3 separate regions of the Homo sapiens genome follow, and regions 1 and 3 are each linked to region 2. Evidence: read pairs that join two places in POLR2A ChIA-PET (ENCODE). Cell type or tissue: OCI-LY7. All regions are shown on one strand. Links, peaks and the distances in the headings refer to the core of each region. The heading gives the core; the rest is flanking DNA. Region 1 overlaps NR1D2 (nuclear receptor subfamily 1 group D member 2). Region 2 overlaps UBE2E2 (ubiquitin conjugating enzyme E2 E2). Region 3 overlaps UBE2E1 (ubiquitin conjugating enzyme E2 E1).

The links. ChIA-PET counts read pairs that join two places held together with the same protein. Peaks named below come from ENCODE experiments on the same cell type or tissue, not always from the same donor. Only the 100,000 strongest peaks of a DNase experiment are listed, where the experiment ranks them.
Region 1: POLR2A ChIA-PET joins it to region 2 with 7 read pairs; 3 of 35 experiments call an interaction of 5 or more read pairs at or near these places.
Region 3: POLR2A ChIA-PET joins it to region 2 with 6 read pairs; 2 of 35 experiments call an interaction of 5 or more read pairs at or near these places.

The regions. Positions count from the first base shown.
Region 1 is chr3:23,952,537-23,959,409 of GRCh38, reverse strand. It overlaps NR1D2 (nuclear receptor subfamily 1 group D member 2), which reads right to left. Exons shown (of 8, transcript NM_005126.5): 2 at 4,607-4,873; 3 at 3,285-3,373. Among named protein-coding and RNA genes, the nearest start is that of NR1D2, 11 kb to the right of the region's middle. In OCI-LY7, for the core only: no CTCF peak of the experiment used is centred there; no DNase peak of the experiment used is centred there; H3K4me3 peaks cover 295 bases; H3K27ac peaks cover 462 bases.
Region 2 is chr3:23,292,521-23,299,393 of GRCh38, reverse strand. The region is part of intron 3 of UBE2E2 (ubiquitin conjugating enzyme E2 E2); the gene reads right to left. Among named protein-coding and RNA genes, the nearest start is that of UBE2E2, 93 kb to the right of the region's middle. In OCI-LY7, for the core only: no CTCF peak of the experiment used is centred there; a DNase peak (open chromatin) is centred at 4,423; H3K4me3 peaks cover 542 bases; H3K27ac peaks cover 1,296 bases.
Region 3 is chr3:23,837,857-23,844,729 of GRCh38, reverse strand. All of the region lies in intron 3 of UBE2E1 (ubiquitin conjugating enzyme E2 E1), which reads right to left. Among named protein-coding and RNA genes, the nearest start is that of UBE2E1-AS1, 34 kb to the right of the region's middle. In OCI-LY7, for the core only: no CTCF peak of the experiment used is centred there; no DNase peak of the experiment used is centred there.

The sequences.
Region 1 (6,873 bases), core at 1,396-6,395, 660 kb before region 2:
CTTACCCAAAACACCCCTTGCAACAACCACACTACCCTGTTACCAGACCCTGCCTGCAGTCACATTTTCCATCTCATACTTTTATTCACTACAAATTCCAAAACTCTTGAAGTATGAATGACTGATTCTTTTTTTTTTTTTTTTTTGAGATAGGATCTCGTTCTGTTGCCCAGGCTAGAGTGCAGTGGCATGATCACAGCTCACTGCAGCCCTGACCTCCCTGGCTCAATTTTCCAACCACAGCCTCACAAACAGCTGGGACTACAGGCATGCGCCACCACACCCAGCTAATTTTTGTATTTTTTGTAGAAATGAGGTTTTGCCATGTTGCCTAGGCTGGTCTTGAACTCCAGGGCTCAAGTGATCTGCCAGCCTTGGCCTCCCGAAGTGTTAGACTTACAGGGTGTAAGCCACCACCACTCCGGACCTGATTTTTTGTTTGTTTGTTTGCTTGCTTTCTTGAGACAGACTCTTGCTCTGTAGCCCGGGCTGGAGTGCAGTGGTGCGATCTCAGCTCACTGCAACCTCCACCTCCCAGATTCAAGGGATTCTCCTGCCTCAGCCTCCCCAGTAGCTGGGATTACAGGCACGTGCCACCATACCTGGCTAATTTTTTGTATTTTTAGTAGAGACAGGGTTTCACCATGTTGGCCAGGCTGGTTTTGAACTCCTGACCTCAACTGATCCGCCCACCTTGGCCTCCCAAAGTGCTAGGATTACAGGCACGAGCCACCATGTCCAGGCTTTTTTTTTTTTTTTTTTTTTTTAAAGAGACAGGGTCTTGCTCTGTCACCCAGGCTGGAGTACAATGACGTAATAATAGCTCACCGCAACTTCGAACTCCCGGGCTCAAGCAATCCTTCTGCCTCAGCCTCCCAAGAGCTGGGACTACAGACATGTGCTACCACATCCAGCTTTTTTATTTTTTGTAGAGGTAGGGTCTCCCTATGTTGCCCAGGTGGGTCTCACACTCCACCTCAAGCAATCCTACAGCTTCAGCCTCCCAAAGAGCTAGAATTACAGGCCTGAGCCACTGCACCCAGCCTAAATGACTACTTCTTAAAAAGTGGACTGAGAAATATGTTTGATAGCTATAATCCCCTCACTAGATTGTGGATTACATTAACAGAAGTTGGTCTTTCCAGGATCATTACCTGCTGACAATGGCAAGGCCTACTTATACATGACAGAAATCACTGACTACGTGCCAGCAACAGGTAAGTGTTACACCACACACCAACAGAGTAGCTAACTATCCAAGGAAAGACAGTTCCCAACTAGATGGCTACAAACAGCTGCCTTTACTCCACACACAAACAATTCCAGTACATGTTCTGTGATAGGTCTCCAAAGATCTCCAGTTTCATGGTACCAGGGAGGACAGAAAACTCAAGAATGCAATTACTGAAATTATTTTAAACTGCATTTTCCTTTTATATGACAACTAAACACATTTCCCGAATCTATACTAAGTAGTCATGGGACACAACATTTTTATATTTTATTATTGTGATACTATACACTTGACTTAGATACTACAAGAGCTGAACTAGACATTTTAAGAGTACTGCACAGATGTGTATTTATCAAGAATATGCAATCAGCTCATTCAGTTTGTGCTTTTATTTTCTAGCTATAAAGTAAGAATAATGCCTTCCCCAATATTACTTCACTTTTTTTTTTTTTGAGACGGAATCTGGCTCTGTCGCCCAGGCTTGGAGTGCAGTGGTGCAATCTCAGCTCACTGCAAGCTCCGCCTCCCGGGTTCACGCCATTCTCCTGCCTCAGCCTCCCGAGTAGCTGGGACTACAGGCGCCCACCACTACGTCCGGCTAATTTTTTTTTTTTTGTATTTTTAGTAGAGACAGGGTTTCACTATGTTAGCCAGGATGGTCTCGATCTCCTGACCTCGTGATCCGCCCGCCTCGGCCTCCCAAAGTGCTGGGATTACAGGCGTGAGCCACCGCACCTGGCCTATTACTTCACATTTTTGTAAAAAAAAAAAAAAAAAAAAAAAAAGATATATAGAGAAGGAGAATCTTTTTTAAACAATGAAAAAAATGCTACATCTATAAAAAATACTGACTTGTCTTACAAAGTTACCCGGCCATTAAAAGTTAGCAAACTTGGCAGGGCGCGTGGCTCACGCCTGTAATCCCAGCACTTTGCGAAGCCGAGGCGGGCAGATCACCTGAGGTTAGGAGTTCAAGACCAGCCTGGCCAATGTGATGAAACCCCGAATCTACTAAAAATACAAAAATTAGCCTGGAGTGGTGGCGTGTGCCTGTAATCCCAGCTACTCGGGAGGCTGAGACAGGAGAATCACTTGAACCCAGGAGGCAGAGGTTGCAGTGAACCAAGATCACACCACTGCACTTCAGCCTGGGAAATAAGAGCAAAACTCCATCTAAAAAAAAAAAAACTGGCAAACTCGCAATTCATTCAGAGCCACACTTGAAAATATTTCCTCTCCCATCATGTATATTCATTATCTTGTTTACCCATCATATCTCGCCAAACTAGATTCTTGCTTGTGGCCTCAAGTCAGAGAACAGCAAGAACATGTGTCTTCATCACGTTAATTTTTGATACTCAGGAGAAAAGATTGTGCCAAGTTTTTTAAAAAGAGAGAAAGATTCCCTGTATATAGGTAGGGAGGTAGAGACCATCTCACTTGGAATTATTTGACCAATACTCTAATAGCAATAACTAGAAAATAGTCAACTAAACTTACAAATAAACTAGCTTTCCCAAGGGCTCAACTTATATTCAGGATTATTTTACTCACTTGGCATTATTTTTTAAGATACCACATTTTTTTCAAGTATGTAGCAATTATTCCCAGCTCCCAGTACCTGACGTGTCATTAAGTCAAAGTATATGATGAGATCCTAATTCAAAGTTTGGTTTAAACTAAGTTCCCACAAGGCAGAAGTAGTGCCTTCTCTGTTTTGTTCCTTGTTATTTCACTACCACCTAGAACTGTGCTTGACACATTAATGAATGAGCATTTGGTGCACTTGGTTTAACACAATAAGTATGTTTAATTGAGATAGCAAATTTACTTTGTTCAAAATCTTAAAGAAAAAAGAAATACTTTCACTGAATTAAGAATATTATTCAAAACAAGTTATGCTTATACACTACATAAAATGCTTAAAACTTAAAAAGAGCAGCTGACTTCTCACTGTCTCTCAGACTATCAATTGCACAAATGGGTAAATCTAAACCCAACTTCTTAAATCCCAGAATCAGTAGCTTAAAGAAACAAAAGCATGCTTTACCTTACAGCCTTCGCAAGCATGAACTCCATAGTGGAATCCTGACGCCACATCCCCACAGACTTTACACAGTAGAACCATGCCACTAAATTCTAGGACACAAAAGGACACGAAGTAAAAAGTAGGAGGAAACACCGAGTCTGTTTTCTTTCCAATTAGATATTTTATTTCATTCAACGTGTAAGAGCTTTTAGAAGATACACATCTACTTTCATAATGTAAAAGAAAAATATTTTCAAATCAAAAGTAATCACAATCATAATTTTCTTACGGTGTTTTTTTTTTGTTTTGCTTTGTTTTGTTTTAAAGATAGAGTCTCCCTCTGTCGCCCAGGCTGGAACGCAGTGGCGTGATCTCAGCTCATTGCAACCTCCACACTTCCCAGGTTCATGTGATTCTCATGCCTCAGCCTCCCAAGTAGCTGGGACTACTACAGGCATGCACCACCACACCCAGCTAATTTTTGTATTTTTAGTAGAGATGGGGTTTTGCCATGTTGCCCAGGCTGGTCTTGAACTCCTGGACTCCGCCCCACTCAGCCTCCAAAAATATTGGGATTACAGGTGTGAGCCACCACACCCAGCCATAATTTTCTTTTAAATACAACTTATGGCACTGACAAAAATACCTCGCTGACCCGGATTTTTCCTTTCCTGATTTTAGAATTACACTGAAATTTTGTAAATTTATTTTTTTTCCAGACCTGTCAGCAGGAAATAAGAAATTTTGTAAATTTAGAGTTACTTTATACCAGATATGCAACCAGAACTAAGAAAACAATTCTCTGGATAACAATTAAGAATTCAGACAGAGAAGTCAATCAATAAAAGGTGGAAAGGGATATCTCTCCACAGGCAGCTGTGTCAATTTACTTCACCTACAGAGGCCAGATAGGTCCAAATCCCCCTACTCATTTGGTTATCCCAATCCAACATTTCCTCATCCCAAATATTCCCAAATCCAGTTTCACTAACGTAACCCCTTCCCACAATGAGCAAGTACTCTGTTCTAGAAACAAGACTTAGTTCTAGTAGTTCAGAAGAAAAGTAACTGTGAAATGTAGTAAAAGAGGGTACCCTAGAGGGACCAGGGTCAGGCAGAGTACATAATCACATGTCTTGCTCTGAGGCAAGAATTAATGACAGCCCCTAGGTTATAACTTCTATCATCATCACTGATTTCTTCCCTAACTACTGATGTATGATTACCCAGCAAGGAGTGAAAACTGTACCCAGAAACATAATGGCCACCTAAATGAAAAGCTGATAAAATAAGCCCCATTTGCAATTAATGGCAGCAATCTTTAGAAAACCAAAGTAACTTACTTGTCACACCACTATGACTTTTTGTCATCCCAGGTGCACTCGATTTGCTTGTTTTCATAGAACAATCTATTCGATCATTCTTCAAGATGCCTTCAATATTGGCGAGATCACCATTCTTGGGATTACCATTGGTATCAGAATTAGAGCTATTTGGAGAAGATGGAACAGAAGAGGAGGAGGACTGGAAACTATTCTCAGAACCCTCACTGTGACAAGAGGCAGGGCTTGAGGCTGAGCTGGAAGAACTGATATAGGCAATCACACCTCCTAGAAAATAGGAGGAAAATCACATAATTAGATACAAGATAATACGTATTTTTTATTTTTGCAAATCTCAACAGTAAAGCCATTAACTTTAGAAACAGGATACTGATATGAAATGTTTGCTTACACCAAAAGCAAAAAATAAAGTATTTCCTTATTTCCCATTATTCGTCCTGCTTCCGCAAAGTTCAAAGCACATGTAACTCCCACTGATTTAAAAAGGGAGATAGGCCCGGCACACTGGCTCATGCCTGTAATCATAGTACTTTGGGGGCTGAGGTGGGAGGATTGTCGCTTGAGCCTAGGAATTTGAGACCAGCCTGGGCAACATAAGGTAATGCTGTTTCTACAAAAAAATTTAAAAACTTGCTGCATGTGGTTTGCACCCAGCACCTCTAGTAGTGCCAGCTATTCAGAAGGCTAAAGCGAGAGGATCACTTGAGCCCAGGAGTTCAAGGCTGTAGTGAGCCATGATCATGCTACTGCACTCTAGCCTGGAGACAGAGCAGGACCCCATCTCAAAGAAAGAAAAAATTAAGTGAGAAGGATTTCACTGGCTTGGATATTCTGAGCACATGGAGATCCTCACACCTAAAGCTTTTCATTTTCCAGTATTTTCCTAAAAGGACTAAAAAATGCTCCTAAGTAACTTCATTGCTCAAACAAACTGGCCATGAAGAAATCTGGTTCTGGTCTCTTCTTTGCCTCCTGTTATAGTTATCTGACACAATCCTAGAAACAATGAATTTATCATTTGCCTCCCCCAACACTTGGCTAGAAGCACAGGTTAATCCAGAACAGATGTAACATTTAGAATGGTAGATAAGGTAAATTATCTCAAAACAGGGATCGTTTCACAGCCCTTGCTCCCACACCTTTCTGTTTTGGTGTTCCCAGAAGACATATGTGGCTATCCACTAACCAATCCCCAGTTCAATACTCTCCCTTCTCTACCCCATTCTGCCATTCATCTCTAAGCAGCTCTTAAGAAATCCAGACTCACTACTTGTTCTTCTGACTCGCTCTTTATAGGTGTTAAAGATGCTAGAAGAATGCATGCTATACCAGAATAACAGTAAGGCTGAAGCTAATTCCCTCTACACAGAGCTATTGTCAAAATGTGATTCCCAATTTTATATAACCGCCACAACCCTTCTGAAAACTGGCATTTTTTTTTTTTTTTTTTTTTTTTTTTTTGAGACAGAGTCTCACTCTGTCACCCAGGCCGGAGTGCAGTGTCACAATCTCGACTTACAGCAACCTCCACCTCCTGGGTCCAAGCAATTTTCCTGTCTCAGCCTCCTGAATAGCTGGGACTACAGTCACATGCCACCACCCCCAGCCAATTTTTGTATTTTTTTTTTTAGTAGAGATGGGGTTTCACCATGTTGGTCAGACTGGTCTCGAACTCCTGACCTCAGGTGATCCACCCACCTTGGCCTCCCAGTGCTGGGATTACAGGTGTGAGCCACCGCACCGGGCCTATCAATCATTTTTAAACAAAAATCCACAAAGCAAAATGCTGAGGCCAAAACAATCCCAAAAAGACAGACATTGCCGTCTTTAGGCAAGAAAAAAAAAAACAGGCAGAGAAATTTAGAGTCACTTTTAGTCTGTCATGTAGTAGATATCAGATGTGTTTTTAAGCACCAATTATATATATTGAGGCTAAGAAACAAACCCTCTGAGGAGGAAAGCACAACCACAACTCTCAAGGGGTTTGAGTGCAACCCAGAAGGGAAGATAAAACAGGTGCCTACTATGCCAAGAAACACACAATGTTTTTCATCAGACACGATTTTTTTTTTTTTTTTGAGATGGAGTCTCACTCTGTTGTCCAGGCTGGAGTGCAGTGGCACAACCTCAGCTCACTGCAACCTCCGCCTCCCGGGTTCATGCGATTCTCCTCCTTCAGCCTCCTGAATAGCTGGGAATACAGGCGCCCGCCACCACGCCTGGTTAATTTTTGTTTTTGGTTTTTGTTTTTTTTTTAGTAGAGACAG
Region 2 (6,873 bases), core at 1,446-6,445:
ATCTAAAATTGACACCCTAACATCACAACTAAAAGAGCTAGAGAAGCAAGAGCAAACACATTCAAAAGCTAGCAGAAGGCAAGAAATAACTAAAATCAGAGCAGAACTGAAGGAAATAGAGACACAAAAAAACCTTCAAAAGATTAATGAAACCAGGAGCTGGTTTTTTGAAAACATCAACAAAATTGATAGACCGCCAGCAAGACTAATAAAGAAGAGAGAAGAATCAAATAGATGCAATAAAAAATGATAACGGGGATATCAACACTGATCCCACAGAAATACAAACTACCATCAGAGAATACTATAAACACCTCTATGCAAATAAACTAGAAAATCTGGAAGAAATGGATTAATTCCCTGACATATACATCCTCCCAAGACTAAACCAGGAAGAAGTTGAATCTCTGAGTAGACCAATAACAGGCTCTGAGATTGAAGCAATAATTAATAGCTTACCAACCAGAAAAAGTCCAGGACCAGATGAATTCACAGCCAAATTCTACCAGAGGTACAAAGACGAGCTAGTACCATTCCTTCTGAAACTATTCCAATCAATAGAAAAAGAGGGAATCCTCCCTAACTCATTTTATGAGGCCAGCATCATCCTGATACCAAAGCCTGGCAGAGACACAACCAAAAAAGAGAATTTTAGACCAATATCCTTGATGAACATTGATGCAAAAATCCTCAATAAAATACTGGCAAACCGAATCCAGCAGCACATCAAAAAGCTTATCCACCATGATCAAGTGGGCTTCATCCCTGGGATGCAAGGCTGGTTCAATATATGCAAATCAATAAACGTAATCCAGCATATAAACAGAACCAAAGACAAAAACCACATGATTATCTCAATAGATGCAGAAAAGGCCTTTGACAAAATTCAACAACTCTTCATGCTAAAAGCTCTCAATAAATTAGGTATTGATGGGACGTATCTCAAAATAATAAGAGCTATCTATGACAAACCTACAGCCAATATCATACTGAATGGGCAAAAACTGGAAGCATTCCCTTTGAAAACTGGCACAAGACAGGGATGCCCTCTCTCACCACTCCTATTCAACATAGTGTTGGAAGTTCTGGCCAGGGCAATTAGGCAGGAGAAGGAAATAAAGGGCATTCAATTAGGAAAAGAGGAAGTCAAATTGTCCCTGTTTGCAGACGACATGATTGTATATCTAGAAAATCCCGCTGTCTCAGCCCAAAATCTCCTCAAGCTGATAAGCAACTTCAGCAAAGTCTCAGGATACAAATTCAATGTACAAAAATCACAAGCATTCTTATACAGCAATAAGAGACAAACAGAGAGCCAAATCATAAGTGAACTCCCATTCACAATTGCTTCAAAGAGAATAAAATATCTAGGAATCCAACTTACAAGGGATGTGAAGGACCTCTTCAAGGAGAACTACAAACCACTGCTCAAGGAAATAAAAGAGGATACAAAGAAATGGAAGAACATTCCATACTCATGGGTAGGAAGAATCAATATCGTGAAAATGGCCATACTGCCCAAGGTAATTTATAGATTCAATGCCATCCCCATCAAGCTACCAATGACTTTTTTCACAGAATTGGAAAAAACTACTTTAAAGTTCATATGGAACCAAAAAAGAGCCCCCATCACCAAGTCAATCCTAAGCCAAAAGAACAAAGCTGGAGGCATCATGCTACCTGACTTCAAACTATACTACAAGGCTACAGTAACCAAAACAGCATGGTACTGGTACCAAAACAGAGATATAGACCAATGGAACAGAACAGAGCCCTCATTGTCTGATCTTTGACAAACCTGACAAAAACAAGCAATGGGGAAAGGATTCCCTATTTAATAAATGGTGCTGGGAAAACTGGCTACCCATAGGTAGAAAGCTGAAACTGCATCCCTTCCTTACACCTTATACAAAAATTAATTCAAGATGGATTAAAGACTTAAACGTTAGACCTAAAACCATAAAAACCCTAGAGGAAAAGCTAGGCAATACCATTCAGGACATAGGCATGGGCAAGGACTTCATGTCTAAAACACCAAAAGCAATGGCAACAAAAGCCAAAATTGACAAATGGGATCTAATTAAACTAAAGAGCTTCTGCACAGCAAAAGAAACTACCATCAGAGTGAACAGGCAACCTACAGAATGGGAGAAAATTTTTGCAACCTACTCATCTGACAAAGGGCTAATATCCAGAATCTACAATGATCTCAAACAAATTTACAAGAAAAAAACAAACAACCCCATCAAAAAGTGGGTGAAGGATATGAACAGACACCTCTCAAAAGAAGACATTTATGCAGCCCAAAAACACATGAAAAAGTGCTCGTCATCACCGGCCATCAGAGAAATGCAAATCAAAACCACAATGAGATACCATCTCACACCAGTTAGAATGGCAATCATTAAAAAGTCAGGAAACAACAGGTGCTGGAGAGGATGTGGAGAAATAGGAAGACTTTTACACTGTTGGTGGGACTGTAAACTAGTTCAACGATTGTGGAAGTCGGTTTGGTGACTCCTCAGGGATCTAGAACTAGAAATACCATTTGACCCAGCCATCCCATTACTGGGTATATACCCAAAGGATTATAAATCATGCTGCTATGAAGACACATGCATACGTATGTTTATTGCGGCACTATTCACAATAGCAAAGACTTGGAACCAACCTAAATGTCCAACAATGACAGACTGGATTAAGAAAATGTGGCACATATACACCATGGAATACTATGCAGCCATAAAAAAGGATGAGTTCATGTCCTTTGCAGGGACATGGATGAAGCTGGAAACCGTAATTCTCAGCAAACTATCGCAAGGACAAAAAACCAAACACCGCATGTTCTCAGTTATAGGTGGGAATTGAACAATGAGAACACATGGGCACAGGAAGGGGAACATCACACACTGGGGCCTGTTGTGGGGTGGGGAGAGGGATAGCATTAGGAGATATACCTAATGGTAAATGACGAGTTAATGGGTGCAGCATACCAGCATGGCACATGTATACATATGTACCAAACCTGCACGTCGTGCACATGTACCCTAAAACTTAACATACAATAATAATAAAATTTAAAAAAAAGAAAAAAGAAACACTAAAGTAGTGAAATATTTTTTTGTGACTGGAAATATAATATGCAAACTAGTGTGAGGCCAGTTAAAAAATAGAGATTTAAAACAATAAGATCATGAGTTTTAGAATGGAAAGCTCCCCGAGCTGAACTGGAAACAGAACTGTCTCCAATTCAAATATCAGCCTACTAAGGGTCAAAGAATTGTGATTTTGTCCAGGTCACCAGCTGAAAACTTACTGAAAGGGAACTAGAATTTAGATCTCTATCTTCTATTTAGAAATGTTTGAAGCTATGAGAGCTATAAGCTCTTCAAGATTCAGAGCAGAGGCCACATATTAGAGGCCTATGGTCATGTTTATTTAGATTTCAATGTTTAAAAAATAGTTTCTAACCATTGTGGCAGGAAAGGGTGGCTTGGGGGACATCTGCTCCAATCCCTCCATCAACCTTTCCCTTCAGGGCACTACCCAACAATATATATACAAATTACCAAATGTGCACTTCCTATGAAAATCCAGCTTTAAGGCAATCCCTAGACTCTTAATAGAAGTGCAAGTGGTGCATATTACAATGTATACAACAAATCCAAAGGCTGTGCAACGTACAAGCTACATAAACCCTGTTCCAACCGGAATACTGCTCCAAACTCCCTCTCGTGTAGGTATTCCCAAACTTCCACTAGCCACCGATATTCGAAATCTGAGATATTTCACATAAAAATCTGGACTTCCCATACTTCTCTTGGCTCACTAGAAGATCTGATTACATTAAACATTTTTTTCCCCACATGATAGTAAGTTGAACTCAAACAGTGGTGTTGTCCCCGTTGGACAGAGATCTGTTCTCTTATTAATTGTGTACCCACCTGGACCATTCATTCCCTTATGTCACTTGCAGCCCTCTTTAGAGGAATCTGCAACCCTAAAACACAGAGAAACATAGCATTAAGGCCTTAATTTTAGAAAATACTTTGAGGCATGAAAAGAAACCAGCAAAGACAGCCAAAAACAAAAATAAAAAAATAAACAAAAAAAGCAAGGATCAGAGAGCAGTGGAGAAAAGTGCAATGCTCCAAAAATCAAGGGAGATAGTTTCAGAGAGCAAGAATGGACACTAGAATTTAGCATGAAGATGTCACTGCCAACCTTTTAAAAAGCAATCTCAGCTGATCTATACTATCCATTCCACTGTGTTTTTGAAAAGGACTAGAGATGGAAAATAGCAATAACAACAGAAGAAGAGATGAACACTAAATGTAAATAGGTTTATCATTTTTAACTGCAAAATTTACACATGTTTAAATGAAAAAGACAAGAGGAAGTAGAGAGAAGTGGTTTTAGACTCAGTTTCAGGTAGCTAAAAATAAATGAAGACCCTGTATTAGGCAGAATGATTGGCTTTAGAAAGTAATTTTAAGGATGAAGACAATAATTACCTGCATCATTATATTTTTGGTCATAACAAATCTGAACAGACTATCTTTAGAGCAAATAATGATAAAATAAAAAGATACAAATAATCTAAAGATACAAAAATATCTAATAAAATAAAGTAATAAAATAATCTAAAGATACAAAATCTTTAAAATATATTATTTATTTTATAATATATTATATAAATATTATATTTAAATAAATATTATATTTATTTAAAATAATAAATAAAATAATCTAAAGATACAAAAATATCTAATAAAATATCTAATAAAATAATCTAATAAAAAAACTAATAAAGATAAAAATCTAAAGATAAAAATAAAAAGATACAAATAATCTAAACGCTGCACTTACTACATAGATGATCAAGATAAATGGAAACAGATGAGCCACGTCTTGATTATCTTTTCATTTCTGGTAGAATAAGATTGTAATCAAGGAAGGTAAAACATCACACCAACTGGAAATCAGGTTTTCCCAGCAAGAAAACTAATGTCAAATAACCTCCTCTTATAAAACTAACTGACCATATATACAAGATACATTAGGAAAAAGCATATAATAAATATTAGTGTTTTTCCTAGTTTAACTGCACATACTGATTTATTATTATGGCTAGGTGAGAATTGCTTTTTATCTATCTTTGTTATGAATAACGTTAAAGTTCTGCCAAGGTTATTTAAATATTTTCTTCTAGAATTATCTAGCTGAAAATGCTTCACTCAGAAATCAGATAACTACACAATTATTCTTGCGGAATTAGTTTCTTAACATTTTTATTCAGTGTCCTAGTAAATTATTCAAGGTAAACAAAACATGTTTCTTTTTTATAGTTAGGAGCATCCTCATTGCCTAAGAACTATTTCTCAATTCAAAAGAAACAGTACTGTATGACTTCTAAAGTTGAATGTATTATATTTATTTTAAAGAGACAAAGAGCTCGCTATGCTGTGCAGGTTGGACTTAAACTCCTGGGCTTGAGGAATCCTCTCGACTCAGCCTCCCAAAAAGCTGGGAATACTGGTGCACACCAATGCACCTGGCTAAAGCTGAATTTAAAAAACAAAGTTTATGCCAGAGAATAAGAAAAATGAAAGTATATCTCCTACCTTACTTTTAAATAAAATTAAAAAAGATGGTTCTAAAGACGAAATAAATGGAGAAGAGCCTGCTATGACAGTTATTAGTCTTACTCTAGAGGAAAGATACATATTATGATTTTAATAATAGCTCATTCAATCTTTTTCTAATAAGCCATAGGGAGAATAATCATAGAGAATTAATTCTTATACTTCAGTGAATTCCCCATTAAGGTCTCCATAACATAACTAGAACCAATGTTTGCTCTCATTTTTTTAACGTAAGACCGTATTATCTCATAAAACTATGAAGTTGGGCTACACACATTAAACAACTATTTACTGAATGCCTACTATATGCCAGACACAATATTATGCATTTGAGATATAGTGTTAGACAAAATGAATTTGATCTCAACTCCTTCATGTTAGTGGCTTTGGCAAGTCCTAAATGAAGTTCACTATGAAAGGACCTTTAGGGTAATGGTTTTCACATGTATTAAATGTAAGAATCACCTGGGAAGTTCGCCAAACACAGAAAGACTGAAACAGAATTGGGGTAGGGGTATAACTTTTTACTTAATCTGTTGCTGTCCACACAACGACTAACGTTAGGATGATATTGATGAAGCAGCTGAGTGCTTATTATGTGACTGGCACTGTGCCAAATATTTAATAATCACAACCACCACCACAAAAAGGATACATAATTATCCTGATTTTTTTGAGACGGAGTTTCGCTCTTGTTGCCCAGGCTGGAGTGCAATGGTGCAATCTTGGCTCACTGCAATCTCCACCTCCCAGGTTCAAGCGATTCTCCTGCCTCAGCCTCTCAAGTAGCTGGGATTACAGGCATGTGTCACCACGTACGGCTAATTTTGTATTTTTAGTAGAGACGGGGTTTCACCATGTTGGTCAGGCTGGTCTCAAACCCCTGACCCCAGGTGATCCACCCACCTCAGCCTCCCAAAGTGCTGGGATTACAGGAGTGAGCCACTGTGCCCAGCCAATTATCCTGATTTTAACTGCGAACAAAAAGAGGCACAAACAGGTTACATAACCTTGTAAAAGATATGTAATGGCCACACAGGCATTAAGTGGCAGAGCCAAGGCTGTCTAGTTCAAGCTCTTCACCACTAGGCTACTCTAGCCAGTAGCAGGTTATTTCAAAGGCTGGAGGGCTCCCAGGAGGAGGTGAATTTTAATGAAGTACTGAGAATTGTTGCTAACTATTTATGAGGCACCTAGGAGACAAGTGAGTGGGGCTCTGAGAGGTACA
Region 3 (6,873 bases), core at 771-5,770, 550 kb before region 2:
AGAGTATGATTGGCAAAAATTAGAAAATCAGAACGCACCTAAGAGGACACAGGAATTCTCATGCTCTGCTACTGGTGGGCATGGAGATGAGTACAGCCATTCTGGGGAACAATCTGGTACAACTTAAGTCAAATCAAATTTAAGTAAGCCCTATGATCCCCTTGCAGTTCTGCTTAATTCTTACAGAGGTCCAAAAAAGATTACGGACCAGAATGTTCACTGTTAGTGGGGATGGAGAGCTGGAAACGATCTGGTCTTCTATAAGATAAAATGAGTATACCCCTTGGAATACTATGTGGCTGTTCAACGCAATGAATTAGATGCTTGCATAGCAACAGGGAGAGAGCTTAAAACATTGTGCTTAGAAAAATGTAAGAAAGAATTAGGCATCATTTATGTAAGTTAAAAATACAAACACTAAATACATTTTACAAGAACACAAACAATATAGTGAAAGGCATTAGAATGGGTGCTTTTGGGGCAGAAGTAGAAAATGAGGATAAAATAGAATAAAATAAACAAGCAGGAAAGAGGAGAAAAAGGAATCAACCTTTACTGGGGGAAGGGGAGGGCTCACAAACACTAGGCTAGCTAGCTGTAGCCTGCGCCTTAGAGACTACTCACAAACCCCACCCACATGGCTCTCCCACAAATTATTTTTACATACTCCCATTTTACATATGAGTTGCCTTCATTAAAGGAGCCCTAAGAGCATAAAAAATTACACATGGTGGAAGAAATATCAAGAAGATATCGTTAAGTCAGTACAACTGCAGGATAAAGATGGCAATATCTGTAACTCGGGCAACCAGAAAAAAATACATTAAAGAGATAAAAATATAAAAACACAGGAAAAGCATTTGGGTGAAAGAAGAATTAAGTTTTAAGTTTTGGACACAGTTTGTTGTTAATTTTCACTGTTTGGCTGAAAATACTGACTCCAGAAGGCAGTCAAGAATAGCTAGAATACATCTGAGGGTCATTTGGATTGTCATTGTCCAAACTGCCACACAGTTGTTAAAGATGACACTGGTATGGAAGATGCTTGTGAAGCTAATGATGTGGGATGCTCTGGGGGAGTTGGAAGGGTGCTGGTTCAAAACAAAACAACCAATAGGAAGCAGGGGAGAAATGACTGTGGAAGGTGAGAGTGGAGTAGGCAAATTATTATAGATCTCATTTATTGAAAGTTGATTATGTGTAACATAAGCTAAATACTTAATTGTGTGTTCAAATGCCACTATATTCTAACAGCAGTAGGTGCCAAAGACTTAAGACATTTATGCAGCAAGCAAACTCAGAACTGAGAAAATCTATATTATCATTATGTGAATGGTGTGCCACAGTTGTGCAACTCAATGGTCCTGACTCATAAAACATTGTGCACAGTTCCGAATGTCAACAAATATTTAACACATATTATATGCTAAGCAATATGTTAGGAACTGTATGTCCTGCAGTCAACAAGACTGGCATTAACCTCGATTATACAAACTAAGTCCAGGTATTATGGTAACCTAATGGTCTTGCCTCTGTCCCTGTCACTACTCTCAACAAAACTTAGTCTGGGGGGACAGATGGCTTCCCAAAGAAAGTCCATTTTAATCTGAAAAAAATTGTCCTTGAACTATGCTCCTGCTAAAAAAAAAAAAAGCTTTAAGCCAAATAATCATACTATATACTACTATAATATATATTTTTATATGTAACTGTAACATATATAGTATATATGCTATGCCACAGTATAATAGCACATGGGATATTTTATGGTATAAAGTTATACCATAACTACCATAATCATGCTACTATAGGGTTCTTTATTCAAATAAAACAAGCCCTTGCCCTCAGAGGTTATAGTTAGATTACAGAGATATGGAAAATTTGATCTTTTGAACATCTATTCCAGAAGACTCAAAGTTATTATTGTTTATTCCATTTACTGTTGTACAATTAGAAATCTTTATTCCCTCAAAAAGTATAAAAACTTATGTGTGACTTCAAAAACCAAAATTAAAATTTTTAAAAACCGAATAGCGCACTTGTAATTTGTGATAATGAGATTTTACGTCACAAAAAATGCTGTTCAGTGTTGACACAGAGGTATGAGACTCCGACTTATTTCCTCAAGCTATGAATTCAGCTTACATAACAAAAGGAGGCCTTGAAATATCTTGCCTTATTATCTCACTTAGGATGACAAAGTTTAGTGATATTTATAGCAAATGATAATAAAATAAAAAGGTATATTCTTCAAAGAAAAACGAACAACAGGCCGGGCAACATGGCACGACTCCGTCTCCACAAAAAAATAGAAAAATTAGCTGGGAATCGTGGCATGTGCCTGTCATCCCAGCTACTCAGGAGGCGAGGTGGGAGGACTGCCTGAGCCCATGAGGTTGAGGCTGCAGTGAGTCGTGACTGCACCACTGCATCCCAGCCTAGGCGACGAATTGAGACCCTGTCGCCAACAACAACAACACCACACACACACACACACACACACACACACACACACACACACACACACACACCCCTTCACTTACTGGGTCATGACATAGTTCAATCTTTCTTCTTACCTGATCCTAACATCTGAGATTCCACTGCCCATTATAGTCAAACCAAAAGTTACACCACATTTACTTTCACCTAGTTACAATAAAGGTTTTAAGGTAAATGCATTTTCTGATTCAGTGTAACAATCACTAGGATAATCAAAGTACTAAATCATGTACCTCAAGTTTTTTGTAAAAGATTATCCCATTTTGCCCTCTAACAGCAGTCAGCCACTCAACACTCACCTAGAATACCTTCATCTCTCTCCTAATAGAACTCTAAACCATCTACCCCCAAACATACGTCCACAAAACAAAAAGATCTAGGAGAGTCATATAAAAACTGTGACTGTCAGCTGCATGTGACTTTTTCACTCACCAACCCATTGGATTTCAAATTTCTGTGTCAGAATAATACAGTACAATACTGAATTCAAAGGTAATAGTCATGTGGGATTGTTTTTGTTTTGGTTAATGGTGGCTACAAATGTGGCTCCAGAATCCTAGAACTGTGAATGGCATGATACATGAAAAAGTATGAGAGATGAATGCATGATATTTATATTTTCTCCCTATTAGACAGAAAACATTTTATCTGCAAATCCAACAGAATTCATGGAAAGTAGAAATGCAATCTCTAACAATGCGGCCATTACAAGTCCAACTCTAATCAACACATATAATATAAATATTCTTGTGGTATGGCTTGACCTTTAATCGTATTAGAATTAATACGTGCTCAAAGCACATCTAATTCTGAGTAAGAAGAGTAGAGAGACAGAAAAAAATCAATCATCTATTCTTAAAAAAAAAACCCTAAAACAATTAAAAATTCTAATGACACAGTTCAGCTGATATGGCCAGAAACAGTATCAGTCTCTAAATGCCAAGATGAATTTTAAATAAAATCTAACTCTTACCCATTTATAGCAGATAAAATTGAAACATAGCCATTTAAGACGAGCTTAATTTTTTTCCTCGCTCATGATGTAAAGAATCCAATAACTCTTTATATCTTTTCAATCTTTTCAAACAGTTCACCCGCATCTCTAAAAGTAAATAATATCATTATAGATGTATAAAAGCTGAAACAGCATGAAAGTATTGTTTTCTAACGACTAATCTTTATTTACAAAAAGTATCATGGGCTGTAAAGTCACTTCAGCTTCTAACCAAGATGGTATATCAGATACTAAATCTGCCCTACCACTTAAACAACAAAAAAACTGACAAAATATATAAAACAGCAGTTTCCATACACTGGACATCAGGTAGTGCAAGGCAGTGATCTCTGAGAAAGGAAAACTAAATATATTGAGACCTACAATCGCCTGTGGTGCAGGAAGGAATAACCTAAGTGGTCAGAGTTCACAAGTACCAGAGCTGCACAGAGACAGAACTCCGGAGATCTGTAGAGGGTCCCGTCAAGTATTTACCTAAGCATGAATTAGCACATGCATGAGAGGACACTACGCAATGCCAGGGAAAGAATCACCAGAGAACAGAGAGAACACTCCCCAGAGCTCGCACAGGGCTGAGAATAGTTTGCATTGCCATTAGTCAGAAAGAAAAAGACCCTGGTAACTTATGGGCCATCCAGCAGAATACTCAGAATGGTGATGCCTCAGTGAATGGTAAAAATTAGCCTTAATAGCTGTTCTGGTCACTCTCAAAAGCAGGCTTCAAAAGGAGGCCTTAAAAGCTTAAAAGCAGGCCTCAAAAGGATCAGACTAAGTTCCAACTTAACTGCACCTTACGACAAAGCTCAAGAATATTTTTAAGAATACAAAAAGGCAGCACTCAAAAAGGCAAAATTCACAATGTTTGGTATCCAACAAAAAATTATCACGCATGTGCAGGGGCTTGAAAATATAAGGTAAAAAACCAATCAATAGAAACTGATCCAGAAATGACCCAGATAATGAAATTAGTGGACAAAAAGACAGTAAACGCTTGTTATAACTGTAATCATAAATTTAAAATGATAAATACCTGACCATGGTAAGTGGACTCATAGAAATTATAAAAAGATCCAAATCAAACTTCCAGATATGAAGAAATACAACAACTGAGATTAAACATATACTGAAATTAACAGCATGTTAGACTATGCAAAGGAAAAATAAGAAACTTGAAGTCAGCCATAAAAATTATTCAAATGAAACACAGAAAACAAACTTTCTTTCCAAATATGATGAAACTATAAGCTCATAGAGCCAAGAAACTGAACAAACACCAAGCACAAGAAATACAAAAAATAAAAAAACTACATCAAAAGGTATATCATAATCTAACTGTGTAAAACCAGTGATAAAGAGTAATTCTTAAAAGTAGCCAGACAAAAAGATGACACATTATATGGAGAAACAAACTAAGGATTACAGAGTTCTCACTGGAAACAATGCAAGTCAGAAGACAGTTACATAGCATCTTTAAGTAAAAAACAAAACTGTCAGCCTAAAATCCTATATCCAACAGGAACATTTCCAAAAAAAAAGACAAAGATTTTTTTCAGACATAATAAAACAAAGAATTTGTCACCAGCAGACCTGACTGCAAGAAATGTTAAAGGAAGTCTCTCAGGCAGAAGGAGATGTCAGTGAGTGAATATCTGAAACTATACAAAGAAAAAAAGAACACCAGAAATGGTAATAAATGTGTGGAAAATATAAAATTTTAAATTATTATTATTATTATTATTATTTTCTTTTTTTGAGACAGACTCTCTCTCTGTTGCCAAGGCTGGAGTACAGTGGAGTGATCTTGGCTCACTGCAACCTCTGCCTCTTGGGTTCAAGTGATTCTCCTACCTCAGCCTCCCAAGTAGCTGAGACTACATGCGCATGTCACCATGCCCGGCTAATTTTTTTGTATTTTTAGTAGAGACAGGGTTTCACCGTGTTAGCCAGGATGGTCTCGATCTCCTGACCTCGTGATCCACCCGCCTCAGCCTCCCAAAGTGCTGGGATTACAGGCATGAGCCACCGCACCCGGCTAAATTATTTTTTAAATCTCTTAAAAGATAATGTTTAAAGCAAAAATAGTAACAATATATTTTGGGGTTTATAACATGCAGAATAAAATATATGACAATAACAGCACTAATGCTGGGAGAGGGATTGTTGAGGGGTCGCTGTGGGTGAAGGGGTATAATTATCACGTGAACGTAGTCTGTGATAAGCTAAAGATGTATTCTATAAAGATGTATTCTAAAGCAACCACTAAAAAACAAACAAAAAAAGTTATAGCTGGTAATACAGAAGAGAAATTAATTAATATAGTATCATTAAAAAAAAAAAAACTCAACCCAAAAGCAAGCATGAAAAAAGGAAATACAAATAGGATAAATTGAAAATTAATTTAAATCTAATTATATCAGGCCTGGCACGGTAGTGGCTCACACCTGTAATCCCGGCACTCTGGGAGGCCGAGGCAGGCAGATCCCTTCAGCTCAGGAGTTTGCGAACAGCCTGGCCAACATGGTGAAACTCCATTTCTACTAAAAATACAAAATTTAGCCAGGAGTGCTGGTGCATGCCTGTAATCCCAGCTACTTAGGAGGCTGAGGCAGGAGAAATCTCCTGAACCCTGCAGGGCGGAGGTTGCAGTGAGCTGAGATCAGGCCACTGCACTCCGGCCTGGGTGACAGGGTAAGACTCCATCTCAAAAAATAAAAATAAATAAATAAATCCAATCATGTCAACAATAACATTAAATGTTAATGGTCTAACCATTCCAATTTAAAAGCAAAGATTGTCAGATTGGAAAAACAAGCAAGTCCCAATTATATGCTGTTTAAAAGAAACCGCTAGTCCAGGCATGGTGGTTCATGCCTGTAATCCCAGCACTTTGGAAGGCCTAGGAGGGAGGATCACTTGAGCCCAGAAGTTCAAGACTAGCTTGGGCAACATGGCGAAACATTTTCTACCAAGAAGTTCAAAAATTAACCAGGTGTGGTGGCTCACGTTTATAGTCCCAGCTACTTAGGAGGCTGAGGTAGGAGGATTACTTGAGCCCGGGAGGCTGAGACTGCAGTAGGCTGTAATTGTGCCACTGCACTATAGCCTGGGCAACAGAACAAGACCTTGTCTCAAAAAAAAATAAAATAAATAATAAAAATAAAGAAAATAAACCCCTATTATATATTTTTAAAGTCCTGTACCAGCTATCACTTATTAGATACTAACCAATGAAAAGAACTTCTTTGCAGAGCCTTAAAAGTATCAACCTGTTTTAATAAGCAATGCAGATTAGTGGACAAGCAGAAAGAAAAGGGAAATTCCCAACAGCATGGTCAAGATTTCTAATTCTCAGTTCTCCA